Regions from separate parts of the Homo sapiens genome. Here region 2 is linked to region 1. Evidence: read pairs that join two places in POLR2A ChIA-PET (ENCODE). Cell type or tissue: Panc1. All regions are shown on one strand. Links, peaks and the distances in the headings refer to the core of each region. The heading gives the core; the rest is flanking DNA.

Region 1 (10,399 bases), core at 913-8,912:
ATCCCTGCTTCTGGGGGTACCTGGTGCTGCCAATTCTTGAACCTTTGGTGGTTCTCTGGGGCAAATCTGGCTTGCTTTTGGCTATCCCCTTTGATAGATGGCAAGTCTGCTAATTCAGCTCACACTATCCTCCTGCTTTCCAGCTTCCAAAATGTTAATAATTTGATCTCCTCTACTGTTCTCTGAGAGACGGATTATATAAACAGACAGTAGCCAGACCATATATGACAATAGAACTCTGACCCACAACCTCTGCAATTGGCCAGCCTGGGCAGGGCTTGGTCAATGAGTCAGCTTCCCTATATTTTGCCCCTATTTTCAACACAGGACCAACCAGAGAAAGCCAAACCATTACACAAGAAGCCCAGCCTCTAGTTAGCCCACCTGCAGTTTCCCCATGACAATGATCTCCAGTCAGAGCATACCGAAGCCTTCCCCTTTTTTCACTACAGCATAAAGTGTTTCCACTCCCTGCCTGCCTTCAAGTCTCACCAAAGTATAGTGGTATGGTGGCGGACTCCCAACGACAGCAGCCTCTGCATAAATATCCTCTCTTCTTATCTGAGTGGTTTTCATCATTTTCCTTATCTTTTTGATTTTGAAGTTTTATGTTAAAGCACTTTTTTTAAACCATTGTTCTAGAGGGATTTTAGAAGGAGGTGGGTTGTCTGTGGTTCAATCTATCAGCTTTAACTGGAGATCTCTTTCTGTGTTCTTTCCTCTGTGACTAGATGTCAGCTGTCCATCCTCTACCCTCCACCTCCAGCAGGCCCAGAAGTCACCTTTGTATTTTCCTCTTGCAAACCTGGATGCAAAATCCAATATGTATTCAAATTCCTCCAAAGAATCCGCTGGATCAAAAGGATTAGAGAATGACATAGACTTTGCTGAACCTTACCTGTGGAAGATAGAAGATGAAGTTAGGTAACATTCACAAACCCCGTAGCAACTTAAATTCAACTCCCCAAACATCTTAAACATTTCTTTCTCCCCTAAAGTCTCTCCTCTGTAGATATCTTCTTTGCAATAATTTTGGAGCCTTGCTGATTCCCTTCTCAATCTTTGATTGACTCACTGAGCTTTCTAATTCCTTATCCTTTTACCCTACAAAGCAATTCAGCTCGGCACCTCATTTTGCCCCAAACACACCACTTATTGCAGAAACAAAGTTCTCTAAACCACCAAAAACCCTTCTCATTTGCTAACAAACATTCTTTCTTGTGTTTCCAAGTAGCTCCAGAGCTTCTTGAGTGCACAGACAATAGCTATATATTTTATAGTCTGTATAGTACCTAATAATATTACCCAAATTTATAGAGGAAAGGAATCAGTGGGTAGAAAGCATGGATAGAATATCATCAGAAGGGCCGGGCGCGGTGGCTCATGCTTGTAATCCAGCACTTTGGGAGGCCAAAGCGGGTGGATCATGAGGTCAGGAGATCGAGACCATCCTGGCTAACGTGGTGAAATCCCGTCTCTACTAAAAATACAAAAAATTAGCCGGGCGTGGTGGCGGGCGCCTGTAGTCCCAGCTACTCGGGAGGCTGAGGCAGGAGAATGGCGTGAACCCGGGAGGCGGAGCTTGCAGTGAGCCGAGATCGCGCCACTGCACTCCAGCCTGGGTGACAGAGCAAGACTCCATCTCAAAAAAAGATTAAAAAAAATGAATATCATCGGAAGGGGCCAGGCACACTGGCTCACACCTGTAATCCCAGCACTTTAGAAGGCTGAGGTGGGAGGATTGCTTGAGGCTAGGAGTTTGAGACTAGCCTTGGCTGCACAGCAAGACCTTGTCTCTACTAAAAATTAAAAAATTAGTTGAGTGTGGTGGTGCACTCCTGCAGTCCCAGCTACTTGAGAGGCTGAGCGGGGAGGATTGCTTCAGCCCAGAAGTTTGAGGTTGCAGTGAACTAGGATCATGCCACTATACTTCATCCAGCCTGGGCAACAGAGCAAGACCCTGTTTCTTAAAAAAAAAAAAATCAATGGAAGGAAAGATTTTTCAGAAATAGTCTATCAGGCAGCGATTCCTCTAAATTTTGACCTCCATCATTATCTTCTACCTTTTTTGTGTATCTTCAGTGCTGGGCATTGTATTAAATAGGTTTTAGTTGACTGGTGTGGCATGCATTTATCATTAATATCTTTTGTTTTCCATATCAGTTAGGGATTGGATTCTACCACTAGTAACATTGACTGCAGTAGCTTAAGAAAATTAGAGGTTTATTTTCCCATGTAAAAGAAGTACAGGCTGAGTGTGGTGCCTCACACCTGTAATCCCAGCACTTTGGGAGGCCGAGGCAGGTGGATCACGAGGTCAGGAGTTCGAGACCAGCCTGGCCAATATGGTGAAACCCCGTCTCTACTAAAAATATAAAAAATTAGCCAGGTGGAGTGGCATGCACCTGTAGTCCTAGCTACTCAGGAGGGTGAGGCAGGAGAACCACTTGAACCTGGGAGGCAGAGGTTGCAGTGAGCCGATATCGTGCTACTGCACTCCAGCCTGGGCAACAGAATGAGACTCCATCTCAAAAAAAAAAAAAAGTTCAAAGTTCAGAGGTAGGTTGCTCAGGGTTAGTATGGAAACTACAGAAGGCATCAGGGATCCAGGCTACATCTACCTCTCCACTCCGTCTTCCTAAGCACCTGGATTTCATTTTAAATTGCCACTGTGATGGCAGAGAACTGTTGGAGATTCAGCTATCAGGTCTTAGTATAAGCAAGGAAGAAGGGGAAGGGCAATGACAAAAGGCAAAAGAGGCCTTGTGGGAGTTGTCTCTCCCCTCATTATTTATGAGACAGAATCTCTGTCTACCAGGCTAGAGTGCAGTGGCCCAGTCATGGCTCACTGGCAGCCTTGCCCTCCCTGGCTCAAGCAATCCTTCCACCTTGGCCTTCCAAGTAACTGGGACTACAGGCACAAACTACCATGCCCAGCTAATTTTTTACTCTTTTGTAGAAACGGGGTATCCCTATGTTGCCCAGCCTGGTCTTGAACTCCTGGGCTCAAGTGATCCTCCTGTCTTGGCCTCTCAAAGTGCTGGGATTACAGGTGTGGGCCATCACACCCAGCTCTGTCCTCTTCATCCCCTTTTTCTTTTCTTTCTTTCTTTTTTTTTTTTTTTTTGAGACAGAGTCTCTCGCTCTGTCACTCAGGCTGGAGTGCAGTAGTGCAATCTCAGCTCACTGCAACCTCTGCCTCCCAGGTTCAAGTGATTCTCATGCTCCAGCTTCCCAAGTAGCTTGGATTACAGGTATGTGCCACCACATCCAGCTAATTTTTGAATTTTTAGTAGAGATGGGGTTTCACCATGTTGGTGGTCTTGAACTCCTGACCTCAAGTGATCCGCCCGCCTTGGACTTTCAAAGTGCTGGGATTACAGGAATAAGCCACCGCGCCCAGCCTGTCACCTTTTTAGAAACATTACCAAAAGTCCCATGCAAAAACTTTTGCTTATAACTAATTAGCCAGAACTTAGTCACATGGCCACACCTACTCCTAATGAAGACAGAAAATTGTATTTTGTAAATGCAATTGTTTAATGCCCCCTAAGTGGAAAGGGAGAATGCATACTAGGTGGGCAACCAGCACTTCCGGCCACAGTTCCTCGTGAATTTTCTGCACATGATGTCCCATGAATCCCTAGCCCAGTGCTTGACATTAAGTTGTCCTTGGAATGAATAAACAAATGAATAAAGTATTTTAGATAGTTCACACAATAACCTTTTTTAAAAAAAATTAATTGACTTTATTTCTAGAGCAGTTTTAGGTTTACAGAAAATTTGAACAGAATGTGCAGAGAGCTCCCACATACCTCCCCTCACCACATGCAGTTGCAGTTTCATCTATTATTGACATCTTGCACGGGTATTGTACATTTGCTACAAAATTATATTGATACCTTATTAGCCAAAGTTTATAGTTTACATTAGAGTTCACTCATCATGTTGCACAGTTCCACACGTTTTGACAAATGCCTAATGTCATGTATCCACCATTACTGTATCACACAGAATAGTTTCACTGGCCTAAAAATCCCCTTGCTCCAGCTATTCCGCCTTTCCTCCTCCCCTGGAATCCCTGGCAACCATTGATCTTTTTACTATCTCTACAGCTTTGCCTTTTCCAAAATGTCATACTGTTGGAACCATACGGTATGTAGCCATGGCAGACTGACCTCTTTCACTTAGCAATATACATTTAAGGTTTCTCCATGTTATTTTTTGCAGCTTGATAACTTCTTTCTTTTTAGTTCTGAATAATATTCCATTGTAAGGATGTACCAGTTTGGTTATTCTTTCACCTACTGAAAGACATCTTGGTTGTTTCCAGCTTATAAATAAACCTGCTGTCAACATTCATGTGCAAGTTTATGTGTGGTCCTAAGTTTTCAACTCATTTTGGTAAATACCCAAGGGTGTGGCTGCTGGATTGCATGCTGAGACTATCTTTACCTTTATAGGAAACTGCCAAACTGTCTTCAGAAGTGGCTATACCATTTTGCATTCCCAACAGCAATGAATGAGAGTTCCTGTTGCTCCACATCCTTAGCAGAATTTGGTGTTGGCAGTGTTTTGGATTTTAGCCATTGTTTAACCTCCGCCCCCAAGACTCAAGCGATCCTCCCACAACTGCCTCCCGAGTAGCTGGGACCACAGGTGTGTGCCACCACACCCAGCTAATTTTCGTATTTTGGGTAGAGGTGGAGTTTTGCCATGTTGCCCAGAGTGGTCTCAAACTCCTAGGCTCAAGTGATCCACATGCCTAAGTCTCTCAAAGTGCTGGGATTACAGACGTAATTTCCAAGTACACGGAGTTTTAAAAATAATCCTTTCTTTCCCTTCCTTCCTTCCTTCCTTCCTCCCTTCCTTCCTTCCTTCTTCCCTCTCTCCCTCTTTCTTTCTCTCTCTTTCGTTCTCTCTCTCTCTCTTTTTTTTTTTTTTGATGGAGCCTCGCTCTGTTGCCCATGCTGGAATGCATTGGCACGATCTCGGCTTACTGCAACCTCCGTTTCCCCAGTTCAAGCAGTTCTCCTGCCTCAGTCTCCCAAGTAGCTGGGTTTACAGGCATCGGCCACTGTGCCTGGCTAATTTTTGTATTTTTAGTAGAGACAGGGTTTCACCGTGTTGGCCAGGCTGGTCTTGAACTCCTGACCTCAGGTGATCCTCCTGCCTCAGCCTCCCAAACTGCTGGGATTACAGGCATGAGCCACCGCACCCAGCTTCATGATTGATTTCTAACTTAATTGCAATGTAGTCAGAGAATGTGATCTGTATGATAGCAATTTTTTGCAATTTGTAAAAAGTTGCTCAATAGCCTACATTTTTAAAAATTATTTGATTTTAAAAACAGCAACCAGTTAGATAATCAATGGCCTAAATCAAAATTAATTTTCTTAAATCTTCCCTGTAAATGTGAAAAGTATATTTGAGAACAATTTGTGTTTTCACATCGTTGAGGACATAGTTCTTTTCTTTGTCTTCCTCAGGAATGGAGGGTTCTTTACATAGTTCTATACATGCTCCTTAGAAAAGGTTAATTAATTATGTCAGACATTCCCATAATGACTGGTGATTCTTGGATGTCTTCTCATATTTAAAAGTGAGAAACTGTATTTTAAAAGCTGATTAGAAATTCTGTATGCACAGATGAGTCTTGTTGACTGGGCCTTAATGTAGAGTGATTGCTTGTGAACCCAGACAGTTCTTTATGAAATCCTCCAAATGTCAATATTCTGCTATTCTTTTTGTTTTTAATTATTAATTTTTGTGGGCACACAGTAGATGTACATATTTATGGGGTACATGAGATATTTTGATACAAGCATACAATGTATCTGCCATTCTAATCTAATTTCTATCTTTTAAAATTGTATCTTTTTTTTTAGTTTGGTACTATGTCCTTTCCTGTTCTTTCTTCTTTGGGTTAACAAACTTTTCACTCCTTTACTATCATTTTTAAAAACCCTTTTATCGAAGTATATATGAAACCAGAAAAGTGCTCACAAATATAACCTGAACACACATGTAAAGCCGCACTCAGATTAAGAAATAGAACATTATCAGCACTTCGTGAACCTCCTCATGTTCCCTTCCAGTTATTACTACCCTAAGATTAATCATTATATACAGTGACTTCTAATAGCAGGGATATTTGGGTAGTTTCCCGTTTGGGGCTGTTGAAAGTATGGGTATGAGCTTTTTTTTGTACATGTCCTTTTGGTGAATACATGCAGACATTTCAGTTGCATATATATAACTAGGAGTAAAATTGTTTTTTGTTGTTTTTGTTTTCGAGACAGGGTCTAGCTCTGTCACCTATGCTGGACTGCAGTGGTGTGATCACAACTCACTGCAGCCTCAAACTCCAGGGATCAAGACGTCCTCCTGCCTAAGCTTCTGGAGTAGCTGGGACTACAGGTGCACACCATGATGCCCAGCACTTTGGGAGGCCGAGGTGGGAGGATCGCTTGAGGCCAGGAGTTCAAGACCAGCCTGGGCAACACAGTGAAAATCCCTAAAGTGCTGGGATGACACGTTGAGCCACTGTGCCCCAGCTAGGGGTGAAATTGTTGGAACAAAGTCTTTTCACATATTCAGATTCAGTTGATACCGCCAAACAGTTAAACAAAGTGATTGCATCAATTTATGTTCCCTTCAGGAGCATATGAGAGTTGTGGTTGCTCCACAATCTTGCCAATACTTGACATTTTCTTTTTCATTTAGCTATATCTCATTGTGGTTTTAATTTGCATTTCCTCTTTATCCTTTGTTTTTTAAGTGTTTCAAGATGGAGCAGATAAAAATTCAGGGAGTTAATCCTCTATAATAGCTGGAAATTTCCCCCATGGGTACTCATTCAATGGAATTTAAAACATTTGCCCCTGTATTGAAGGCAATATAGTATAAAGGATGGGGCCACATGCTCTGCAATCAGAAATATGAGGTTTGATTCCTAACTCCGGTGCTTACTTGCTGAATTACCTTGAGGAAGTTATTTAACCTTTTTCTATTTTATGTAAAACGGCACTAATAATAGTACTGCCTCACAGGGTTGTTATGGGGATTAAAGGAGAAAAAATAAGTAAAATGCTTTGCAAAGTTCCTAGCAACAGGTGAGCACAAAGTCAACAAATGGTAGCTATTATTATACCTTATATTGGTTATTTATGCACATCTCATTTCTCCTTCTGTTTTACACATTCCATGAGAAAGGAAAAGCATGCATGTAGCACAGATTAACTGCCTCACATATAATTGCTAATAAAGACTGATTGGATGAACGATTTAATATATAAACAAAAAGTATTGTGGTTATCGCTATAAAAGATGGCATAGGTTGGGCATTCACGCCTGTAATCCCAGCACTTTGGGAGGCCGAGTTGTGAGGTTCGCTTGAGCCCAGGAGTTCGAGACCAGCCTAGGCAATGTAGGGAGACAGTATCTACAAAAAAAAAAAAAAAAAAAAAAAAGGAGGGTACATAAAATTATTATAGTGGCTATAGGATAATGTGCACTGCTAATGAAGACTACATTATTTAAATACAGTGTCTTTCCTTCTATTTACTGTTATCGTTTAGCAGAAAAACAGTACGCAGGATACTAAAGAAGGAAAATTCGATGTCCCATATTACATTTGTGAGAGTTCTGGAGGTTTCTCCCTTCAAAGCCAAAACCAAAACACAAACATACCATCCCAGTAACAAATGCGTCACTTTTCTGAAGAAGACGTTAAGCCCTTCCAATTTTAACAGATCCTTTGTTCAACAGAGGAGAGAGACTGGGTAGGCATCACCTGCCCCAGTAGCTTCCGTACAAAATGGCGTTGCCCGTTCCCACACGCCAGCTGGGATTACGTCCTCCAGGCCTGTCGCAGGAACGGAAGTGGTTACGGCCCTAGTGAATCCGGGTGGGTGCGCGCAGGCGGCCGCACAGGTTCCAGGTCTTTAACGTGAGCCCGCTGCAGGTGTGCGGCCCAGTCCGAGACAGCAGGTAAGTGAGGCTCAGAAGCCGGCGAAGCCTTGCACCAGGATTGTGCGCGGGGCAGGGGGTGCTTCCAGTGCAGACTAAGAGGGGTCGTGGAGCGGGGGGATATTACCGTGTACGGGGGTGACATTGCGGGGCCCCCGCTGTCCCGGAGCGAGTTGGCCCTGCCCCTCTCCCCGCCCCTCGGCGTGACCCCCTCGCCCCCGTCGCACACGGCGGGGCGGTTCAGCACCCAGGTGCGCAAGGAGGGCCTCACCCCTGCCCGCGGCCTCCCACGCCCTCCTTGGGCCTCTCCTTTCGACCCCCTTACCCTCTCCCTGGGAGACTCTACCAGACCTTCGAGGCTGCGTGTCCCAGTCAGCTAAAAAGGAGGCCCCGCCCGCGGCACCTGGTAGCTCCTCGGGCGCTGCGGGTTCGACGCGGCAACAGCTGCTGTTTTCTCTCCTGGATTCGTGTGAGCCGCCACCCTCGCTACCATCCCTGTCCTCCCAGACCACACCCTGCTCTGGGCCTTGCCGGGAGCCACCTCTTTGGCTTTTCACATCCCTGGGATGGATCAAAACTAAGAACCTTAATCATTATTTATTACAAAATTGACATCTGCTCCTTAAAATACAAACAAACCAATCCCCCGATAAGCTTTTGATATGATTCCAACATTCAAACTCCTTTATATACCCTCTCCTCAAAAACACAAAATTGAAATTATACTTTATTTTCTTAGTTCTGTTCCAAGGATAGAAGGAATTGAAAGGTTTTGTTAATCATAGGAATTAGGAAGTGCGGGTTGGGGCGCAGCGGGGAAGATGGATTAAATTTGGTCAAGTTGAGCTTGTTTTAAAAATGTATTTTTAAAATATTCTAGTTATAGTCCGTGCATAAAGCCTTGTAACAAAATTATGTAAAAATTTTAAACACAGATCTTTCTTAGCTTGATGTTCTTGGTGGTGAGGGTGGGGAGTGTGGAAGACAGATCCTCTTTGATTTTGTTTTTTTCCATCTCCACCTTCTTTACCAGTCCCTTTCCCACAAAATAAGAACTGTTGTCAGTTTGTGTGTATTTTTCTTTGCATTTATTTGACAAGTATGTGTACGTATAAGATATATGTTTGTAAGATTTCGCTTTAAACTTTTACAAATATGCATGTTTTATGCATTACACAACTTGACGTTTTATGCTTAAAAACGGGTCTTGGAATTTTTTCTTTGTCAGTACCTAGAGATCTACCTATTCTTTCTACTTGCTCTGTAAATTCCATGGTTATGTAAGATTCCATAGATTGTTTCCAGTTTTTCATTGTTAGACACAGTATGGCGGAGAACATCCTTCCCACACACCTCTGTGAGAGCCCATGTGAGAGCATTTCTCAAGGATGGGTACCTGCAGGTGGAATTGCTGGGTGGGAGAGTATGGGGATTTAGGAATGCCAAACTGCCACCCACGGTGGATAATAATTTCCTCCATTCTCTCTCTCTTTTTTTTTTTTTTTTGAGACAGAGTCTTGCTCTGTTGCCCAGGTTGGAGTGCAGTGGCGTGATCTCAGCTCACTGCAGCCTCTGCCTCCCAGGTTCAAGCGATTCTCCTGCCTCAGCCTCCCGAGTAGCTGGTATTACAGGCACCCGCTACCACGCCTGGCTAATTTTTGTATTTTTAGTAGAGACGGGGTTTCACCGTATTTGCCAGGCTGGTCTCAAACTCCTAAACTCGAGTGATCCGCCTGCCTTGGCCTCCCGAAGTGATGGGATTACAGGCGTGAGCCACCGTGTCTGGCCCACCATGCTCTTTTGATCATTTAATGGTATCGATCTTTTTTGTTTTTGCCAATCTGATGGATGGAAAAGTGATTTCTCTTTGCTGTTTTAATTTGCATTCCCCTGATTACTATTGAGATTGAACATCTTCATGATTGTCAGCCATTTGTATTTCCTCTTTTGAGAAACATCTCTTTCTATTGGATTGTCTTTTCCTTATTGATTTATAATAGTATTTTATATGTTCTGGATTTTGATCTTTTGTTATTCATATGTGTTTATAATATTTACTCCCTGCTTATTGCTTTTTTAAGTTGTTGCTTGTCTTTTAACTATATGGCATCTTTGTTGAAACAAAGTTTAAAATTTTAGGTTTTAATTTATCAGTCTGTTATGTGTGTGTTTGTATTTTGTGGCTATCATTCCCAATCCGAGTGGTTCTTAAATGGCAGAGATTTTTGCTCTCGGGGTTATTTGGCAATGTCTGTAAACATTTTTTGTTTGTTCCACTAGGATGGTGCTGCTATTGGTTATCTAGTGAGTAAAAGCGAGGGTGCTGCTAAACATCCTACAGCGCACGGGAAAGCTTCCCACAACAAAGAATTTCACCAGCCAAAAATGTCAGTTGTGCTGAAGTTGAAAAATCCTTCTCTACTTTTAG
Region 2 (8,000 bases), core at 1-8,000, 350 kb before region 1:
ACCATGCTGATTTGGTTATTACAACCTTGTAGTATATTTTGAAATCACATAATGGGATGTGATGCCACCAGCTTTGTGCTTTTTGCTCAGTATTGCTTTGGCTATTTGGGGTCTTTTGTGGTTCCATATAAATTTTAGGGTTTTTTTTTTTCCTATTACTGTGAATAATATCATTAGTATTTTGAAAGGGCTTGTGTTCAAGCTATAAATTGCTTTGGGTAATATTGCCATTTTAACAATGTTAATTCTTCCAATCCATGAGCAGGGACTATCTTTTCCTTTTTCGTATGTCGTCTTCAATTTCCTTTGTCAAAATTTTATGGTTTTCCTTGTATAGATCTTTCACGTCTTTGGTTAAATTGATTCCTAGGGGCCAGGCACGGTGGCTCATGCTTTTAATCCCAGCACTTTGGGAGGCTGAGGTGTGTGGATCACGAGGTCAGGAGTTTGAGACCAGCCTGGCCAATATGGTGAAACTGCATCTCTACTAAAAATACAAACAACAACAAAAAATTAGCCGGGCATGGTGGCATGTGCCTGTAGTCCCAGCTACTCAGGAGGCTGAGGCAGAAGAATCGCTTGAACCTGGGAGGCTTGCAGTGAGCCAAGATTGAGCCACTGCACTCCAGCCTGGGTGACAGAGCAAGACTCTGTCTCAAAAGAAAAAAAAAAAAATTGATTCCTCGGTATTTTATATTCTTTGTAGCTATTATAAATGGCATTGCTTTCTTGATTTCTTTTGCAGATTGTTTGCTGTTGATGTATGTAAATGCTGATTTTTGTACATTGATTTTGCAACTTTACTGAATTCGTTTATCAGTTCTAACAGTTTTTTGGTGGAATCTATAGATTTTTCTAAGTATAAAATTATGTCATCTGTGAACAAAGCTAATGTGATTTCTTTCATTCCAATTGGATGCCCTTTATTTCTTTCTCTTTCCTACTTGCTCCGGCCAGTACTTCCAATATTATGTTGATTAAAAGGTTGAGAGTGGGCATTCTCGTCATGTTTCACATCTTAAAGAAAAGGCTTTCCATTTTTCCCTGTTCAGTATGATGTTAGCTGACAGTTTGTCAGATATGGCCTGTATTATTTTGAGATATGCTCCTTCTCTACCCAATTTGTTGAGAGTTTTCATCATAAAGGGATGTTGAATTTTATTGAATACTTTTTCAGCCTTGATTGAAATGGTCTTATGGTTCTGTTAATGTGATGTATCACATTTATTGATTTGCAAATGTTGAACCATCCTTATGTCTCTAGGATGAATCCCACTTGGTCATGGCAAATGGTTTTTTTTTGAGACAGAGCCTCACTCTGTCCCCAGGCTGGAGTGCAGTGGCACAATCTCGGCTCACTGCAACCTCTGCGTCCCAGATTCAAGCGATTCTCCTGCCTCAGCCTCCCGAGTAGCTGGGACTACAGGCATGTGCCACTATGCCTAGTTAATTTTTGTATTTGTAGTAGAGATGGGGTTTCACCATGTTGGCCAGGATGGTCTCGATCTCCTGACCTCATGACCCGCCTCCCTCAGCCTCCCAAAATGCTGGGATTACAGGCGTGAGCCACTGTGCCCAGCCGCCAAATGGTCTTTTTAATGTGTTATTGAATTCAGTTTGCTAGTATTTTGTTGAGGGGTTTTGCATCTATTTTTATCAGTGATATTAGCCTGTTGTTTCTTTTCTTGTCATGTCCTTGTCTAGTTTTGGTATCAGGGTAATGACGACCTTGTAGAACAAGTTTGGAAGTATTCCCTATTCTTCAGTTTTATTGAAGAGTTTGCATGGAATTGGTATTAATTCTTGTTTAAATGTTTGGTAGAATTCAGCAGTGAAGGTATCATGTCCTGGGCTTTTCTTGATGGGAGACTCTTTGTTACAGCTTCAATTTCATTAGTCATTATTGGCTTGTTCAGGTTTTCTATTTTCTTCATAGTTCAGTCTTGATATTCATATGAACAATATTCATAGTTCAGTCTTGATAAGTGTATATGTTCAGGAATTTATCCATTTCTTCTAGGTTTTCCAGTTTGTTGGCATGTAGTTGTTTATAATAGTCTCTAATGATTCTTTGAACTTCTGTAGTCTCACTTATGTCTCCTTTTCAGTTTCTGATCTTGTTTACTTGGGTCTTTTCTCTTTTTTTCTTAGATAGTCTAGCTAAATGTTTGTTGATTTTATTTTTTCAAAAGAACCAACTTTTTGTTTCATTGATCTTCTGTATTTTTTAAATCTCAATTTCATTTATTTCTGCTCTAATCTTTAGTATTTATTTCCTTCTACTAATTTAGGGTTTGGTTTGTTATTGCTTTTCTAGTTTCCTGAGGTGCATCATTAGGTTATTTATTTGAAATCTTTCTGCTTTTTTGATATAGTTGTTTGTTGTATAAACTTCCTTCTTAGTATTGCCTTTGATGTATCCCCCAGATTATGGTATATTTCCTTTTAATTTGTTTTGAGAGACTTTTTACATTTTTTTTCTTAATTTATTCATTGTCCCATTCATCATTCAGGAGCATGTTGCTTAGTTTCCATGTATTTGTGTAGTTTCTGAGGTTCTTCTTGTTATTGATTTCTTGTTTTATTCCATTGTAGCCAGAAAGGATACTTGATATTATTTCTTCTTTTCTGAATTTGTTGAGACTTGTTTTGTGGCCTAAGACATGGTCTACTCTGGAGAATGTTCCATATGCTGATGAAAAGAATGTGTATTCTGCAGCAGTTGGGTGAAATATTCTGTAAATATTAGTTAGGTCTACTTTGTCTAGTGTGTAGTTTAATGTTTCTTTATTGATATTCTGCATGGATGTTCTGTGCATTACTGAGAGTAGAGTGTTGACATTCCCTACTATTATTATATTGTAGTCTATCTCTCCCTTTAGATAGATTTATGTTTGATTTATATATTTGGGAGCTCTAACGTTAGGTGCATAGATATTTATAATTGTTGTATCATCTTGCTGAATCGACCCCTTTATCATCATATAGTGACCTTCTTTGTCTCTTTTTACAGTCTTTGACTTGTAGTCTATTTTATCTGGTATAAACATATCTACTTCCCTTTTTTGGTTTCCAGTTGCGTACTATATCTTATTTTAACTGGACACACTTCCAGTCTATGTGTATCTTTTTTTTTTTTTTTTTTTTTTAGACAGAGTCTTGCTCTGTCAGCCAGGCTGCAGTGACATAATCTCGGCTCACTGAAATCTATGCCTCCCAGGCTCAAGCAATTCCCCTGCCTCAGCCTCCCGAGTAGCTGGGATTACGGGCATGTGCCACCATGCCTGGCTAATTTTTGTGTTTTTAGTAGAGACGGGGTCACCATGTTGGCCAGGCTGGTCTCGAACTCCTGACCTCAGGTAATCCGCCCACCTTGGCCTCCCAAAGTGCTGGGATTACAGGTATGAGCCACCGTGCCCAGCCCAGTCTATGTGTATCTCAAAAAAAAAAAAAAAAAAAAAAAGGTATCATTCTGTCTTCTAAGCTGGAGTGCAGTGATACGATCATAGCTCACAGCAGCCTCAATCTCCTGGGCTCTATGTGTGTCTTTATAGGTGAAATGGGTTTTTTTGTAGGCAACATATAGTTGGGTCTTGTTTCTTTATCCATTTAGCCATTCTATGCCTTTTAATTGGAGAATTTAATTCATTTACATTCAGTGTTATTTTGATAAGTAAGAACTTACCACTACCATTTTGTTGCTTGTTTTTTGGTTGTTTTGTAACTCCTCTCTTCCTTTCTCTCTTTCTTACTGTCTTCCTTTGTGGTTAAGTGGTTTTCTCTGGCAGTATGTTTTAATTCATTGCTTTTTATTTGCAGTGACTCTATTATAGGTTTTTGCATTGTGGTTACTATGAGGCTTACAGAAAACATCTTATAAATATAACAAGTCATTTTACAGAGGTGGCAACTTATCACAAAGTTCTAGATCACAAAGAAAATAATAGAAACAAAAATGAAAAAAATTCTACACTTGAACTCCATCCTCCTCACATTTTGTCTTTTTATTGTCTCAATTTACATATTTTTATACTGCCTATCTCTTAGTAGGCTGCTGTAGCTATATTGTTTTTGATAGATTTGCTCTTTAGGTTTCATACTAGAGTTATGCATGAATTGCACACCACATTTACAATATTAGAATATTCTGGGTTTGTCCATGTATTTAATTTTACCAGTGGATTTTATACCTTCAAGTGTTTTCTTTTTGCATGTTCGTGGGGTGGTTTTTTTCCTTCTGGTTGAAGAACTCTCTTTAGCATTCCTTGTAAGATGAGTCTGGTGGTGGTGAATTCTCTGCTTTTGTTTGTCTGAAAAAGATTACATCTCTCCTTAATATTTGAAGGACAACTTTGCTGGATACAGTATTCCTGGATGGCAGGGTTATTTTGTTTTGTTTTGTTTTTTCCAGCACTTTGAAAATGTCATCCTACTCCCTCCTGGCCAATGTGGTTTCCATTGAGCAGTCTATTGCCAGACAAACTGATGCTCCTTTATATGTTATTTGCTTTTCTCTTGCTGCTTTTAGGATCCTTTATTTATCTTAGACTTTTGAGAGAAAATTATTTTATGCCTTGGGGTGCTCTTATTTCGGTAGAATCTGTTTGATGTTCTCTGACCTTCCTGTACTGGATATTCATATATTTCTCAAGTTTTGGAAAGTTTTCTGGTATTATTTCTTTGAATAGAGTTTCTGCCCCTTGCTGTTGTACATATCCCTCTTGAATACCAATAATTCTTAGATTTGGTGTTTAGAGGTAATTTTCTATATCTTGTAGATAATTTTCATTCCTTTTCATTCTTCTTTTTTCTCCTATGGCCATATTTTTTATTAGCCTGTCTTCAAGCTCACTAATTATTTCCTCCACTTAACCCATTCTGCTGTTAAGAGCCTCTAGTGCATTTTTCTGTTTGGCAAATGTATTTCTCAGTTCCAAGATTTCTGTTTGTTTGATTTTTTAATTATTATTTCAATCTCTTTGTTAAATTTTTCTTGGCTGGGCACAGTGGCTCATGCCTGTAATCCCAGCACTTTGGGAGGCTGAGGTGGGTGGATCGCCTGAGGTCAGGAATTCAAGACCAGCCTGACCAATGTGGAGAAACCCTGTCTCTACTAAAAATACAAAAATTAGTCTGACATGGTGGCAGGCACCTGTAATCCCAGCTACTCGGAGGCTGAGGCAGGAAAATCACTTGAACCTGGGAGGCGGAGGTTGCAGTGAGCCGAGATCACGCCACTGCACTCTGGCCTGGGCAAAAGACTGAAACTCCATCTCAAAAACAAAACAAAACAAAAGTCTCAAACATTTCTGAATTGATTTTATGTGTTATCTTGGCGATCACTGTTTCCTTAAAACTGCTGTTTTGAACAATTGGTCAAGGGGTTCATGTATCACTGTCTCATTAGAGTCAGTCACTGGTTCCTTGCTTTGTCCATTACAGAAGGTCATGGTTCCCTGTTTGCTGTTGTTTCTTCTGGATGTCTCCTCTGTTTTTGCACTGAAGGATCAGTTATTTACTCTAGTCTTCTAGGTTGGAAGAGTTTGGAGGGCTCAGAAGAAGACAGGATGATGAGGGAAAATTTGGAGCTTTTTAGATACTGAGTAAATGGTTGTGACCAAAATACTGAGAGATATAGCCAGTGAAGGCCAGGCTGATGAGGTTCAGATGGAAATGAGTAAGTTACTGAGAACTGGATTAAAGTCACTTGTGTTATGCCCTAGCATAGAACTTGGCTGCATTGTGTTCATGTCCTTATAATCTATGGAAGTTTGAACATAAGAGTAATGACCTAGGGTATCAGATGCAAGAAATTTTTAAGCAGCAAAGCATTCAAGAAGTGGCATGTAGCCAGGCATGGTAGCTCACATCTGTAATCCCAGCACTTTGGGAGGCCAAGGCTGAAGTATTGCTTGAGCCCAGGAGTTCAGCCTGCGTAAACAGTGAGACACCGTCTCTACAAAAGATTTAAAAATCAGCCAGACATGGCAGTGCATGCCTGTGGTCCCAGCCACTCAGGAGACTGAGTGAGACAGGAGGATCAATTGAGCCTGGGAGGTCAAGGCTGCAGTGAGCCATGATCATTCCACTGCACTCCAGCCTGGGTGACAGAGCGAGACTCTGTCTCAAAAAAAAAAATTTTTTTAGGAAAAAATAAATATAGGAGTGATGTGGCTGCTTCCAACAGTCTAAATCAGATGCAGGAGAAAAGGAATGACTTAAAGTTGGAACTTATATTTAAAAGGGAAGCAGAGCATGGAAGTTTGGAAAATTTGCAAACTGGCCCTGTGGCAGATAAATAAAAATCATTTTCAGGCAAGAAATATAAGCAGGCTGCAGAGCAAGCACTTGCTAAACAGATTGGCACAACTAAAAGGGAGCCAAGTGCTAATATCTAAGACAATGGGGAAAAGGCCTTGAAGGTATTTCAGAAATCTTGGAGAAACCCTCTCCTATTATAGACCCAGAAGCCTAGGAGGAAAGAATGGTTTTAGGGGGCAGGCCCAGAATGCAGCTGCTCTGCTCTGCCTCAGGAGGCTGCTCCCCGCATTCCAGTTACTTCAGCTCCAGCCTCAACTCACAGGAGCCCAGGTACAGCTTGGGCTACCACTCCAGAGGGTGCAAGCTATAAGCTTTGGTGCTTCCACATGGTGTTAAGCCTGCAGGCTCACAGAGTGCAAAAGTAAAGGAGGCTGCCAGCTTCCTGCTGGATTTCAAAGGATGTTCCAGAAAGCCTGAGTGTCCAGGCAAAAGCCTCCTGCAGGGGCAGAGCCCTTATGGAGAACCTCTACTAGGGCAGCACCAAGGGGAAAGGTGGGGTTGGAGCCCCACACAGAGTCCCTACCAGGGCACTGGCTAGTGGAGCTGTGAGAAGGGGTCTGCTGCCCTCCAGATCGCAGGATGGTAGAGACATGGGCAGCTTGCATCCTGAGTCTGGAAAAGCCACAGGCACTCAACCTCAATCTGTGAGAGCAGACACGGAGGCTGCACTCTGTAAAGCCACAGAGGCAAGGATGCTTGAGGCCTTGGGAGCCCTCCCCCTGCACCAGTGTGTTCTGGATACAAGACATGGAGTCAAGGATCATTTGGGAACTTTGAGGTTTAATGTCTTCCTTGTTGAGTTTCAGACATGCATGGAGCCTTCAGCCTCTTTCTTTTGGCCAATTTCTCCCTTTTGGAATGACAATGTTTACCCAATGCCTGTACTGCCATTTTATCTTGGGGTAAATAACTTGATTTGATTGTACAGCCAAAGAGATGGAAGGAGATGAGACTCAGATGAGACAGGACTTTGGACTTGATGCTGGAATGAGTTAAGACTTTTGAAGACTAGTGGCAGGGAATGATTGTATTTTGCAATGTGAGAAGAACGTGATATTTAGGGGGCCGGGATGGAATAATATGGTTTGGATGTCTGTTTCCTCCAAATGTCATGTCAAAATGTAATCCCCAGTGTTGGAGGTGGGGCCTGGTGGGAGTCCCCACCACTGTGTGGGGGTGGATCCCTCATAAGTGGCTTAGTGCCGTCTCCTTGGTGATAAGTGAGTTCTCCCTCTGAGTTCCTATGAGATCTGGTTGTTTGAAAGTGTGTGACACCTCCACCCTCTCTCTCTTGCTCCACTTTCACCATGGAATATGCCTGCTCCCCCTTTACATTCCACCATGGTTGAAAGCATCCTGAGGCCTCACTAGAAGCTGAGCAGATGCCAGTGCCGTGCTTCCTGTACAGCCTGCAGAACAGTGAGCCAACTCAACCTCTTTCCTTTATAAATTGCCCAGGCTCAGGTATTTCTTTATAGCAATGCAATAATGGATGAACACACTAATTAGGGACATACAAATCAAAACTATAATGAGATACCACTCACATACATTAGGATGGTCACTATTAAAAAAACAAAACAAAACAAAAAAACAGAAAATAACAAGTGTTGCTGAAAATGTGGAGAAATTGGAACCTTTGTTCAACGTTGTTGGGAATGCAAAATGATGCATTTACT

Evidence for each region. ChIA-PET counts read pairs that join two places held together with the same protein. Peaks named below come from ENCODE experiments on the same cell type or tissue, not always from the same donor. Only the 100,000 strongest peaks of a DNase experiment are listed, where the experiment ranks them.
Region 2: POLR2A ChIA-PET joins it to region 1 with 19 read pairs; 3 of 35 experiments call an interaction of 5 or more read pairs at or near these places.

Annotation. Positions count from the first base shown.
Region 1 is chr14:69,183,600-69,193,998 of GRCh38, forward strand. EXD2 (exonuclease 3'-5' domain containing 2) reads left to right here and starts at 7,899. Exons shown (of 10, transcript NM_001193360.2): 1 at 7,899-7,992. GALNT16-AS1 (GALNT16 and EXD2 antisense RNA 1) reads right to left here. Exons shown (of 4, transcript NR_184249.1): 4 at 1-898. RefSeq lists a silencer at 8,120-8,309. In Panc1, for the core only: no CTCF peak of the experiment used is centred there; a DNase peak (open chromatin) is centred at 7,922; H3K4me3 peaks cover 1,487 bases; H3K27ac peaks cover 1,121 bases.
Region 2 is chr14:68,831,908-68,839,907 of GRCh38, forward strand. No RefSeq gene overlaps it. Among named protein-coding and RNA genes, the nearest start is that of ZFP36L1, 43 kb to the left of the region's middle. In Panc1, for the core only: no CTCF peak of the experiment used is centred there; no DNase peak of the experiment used is centred there.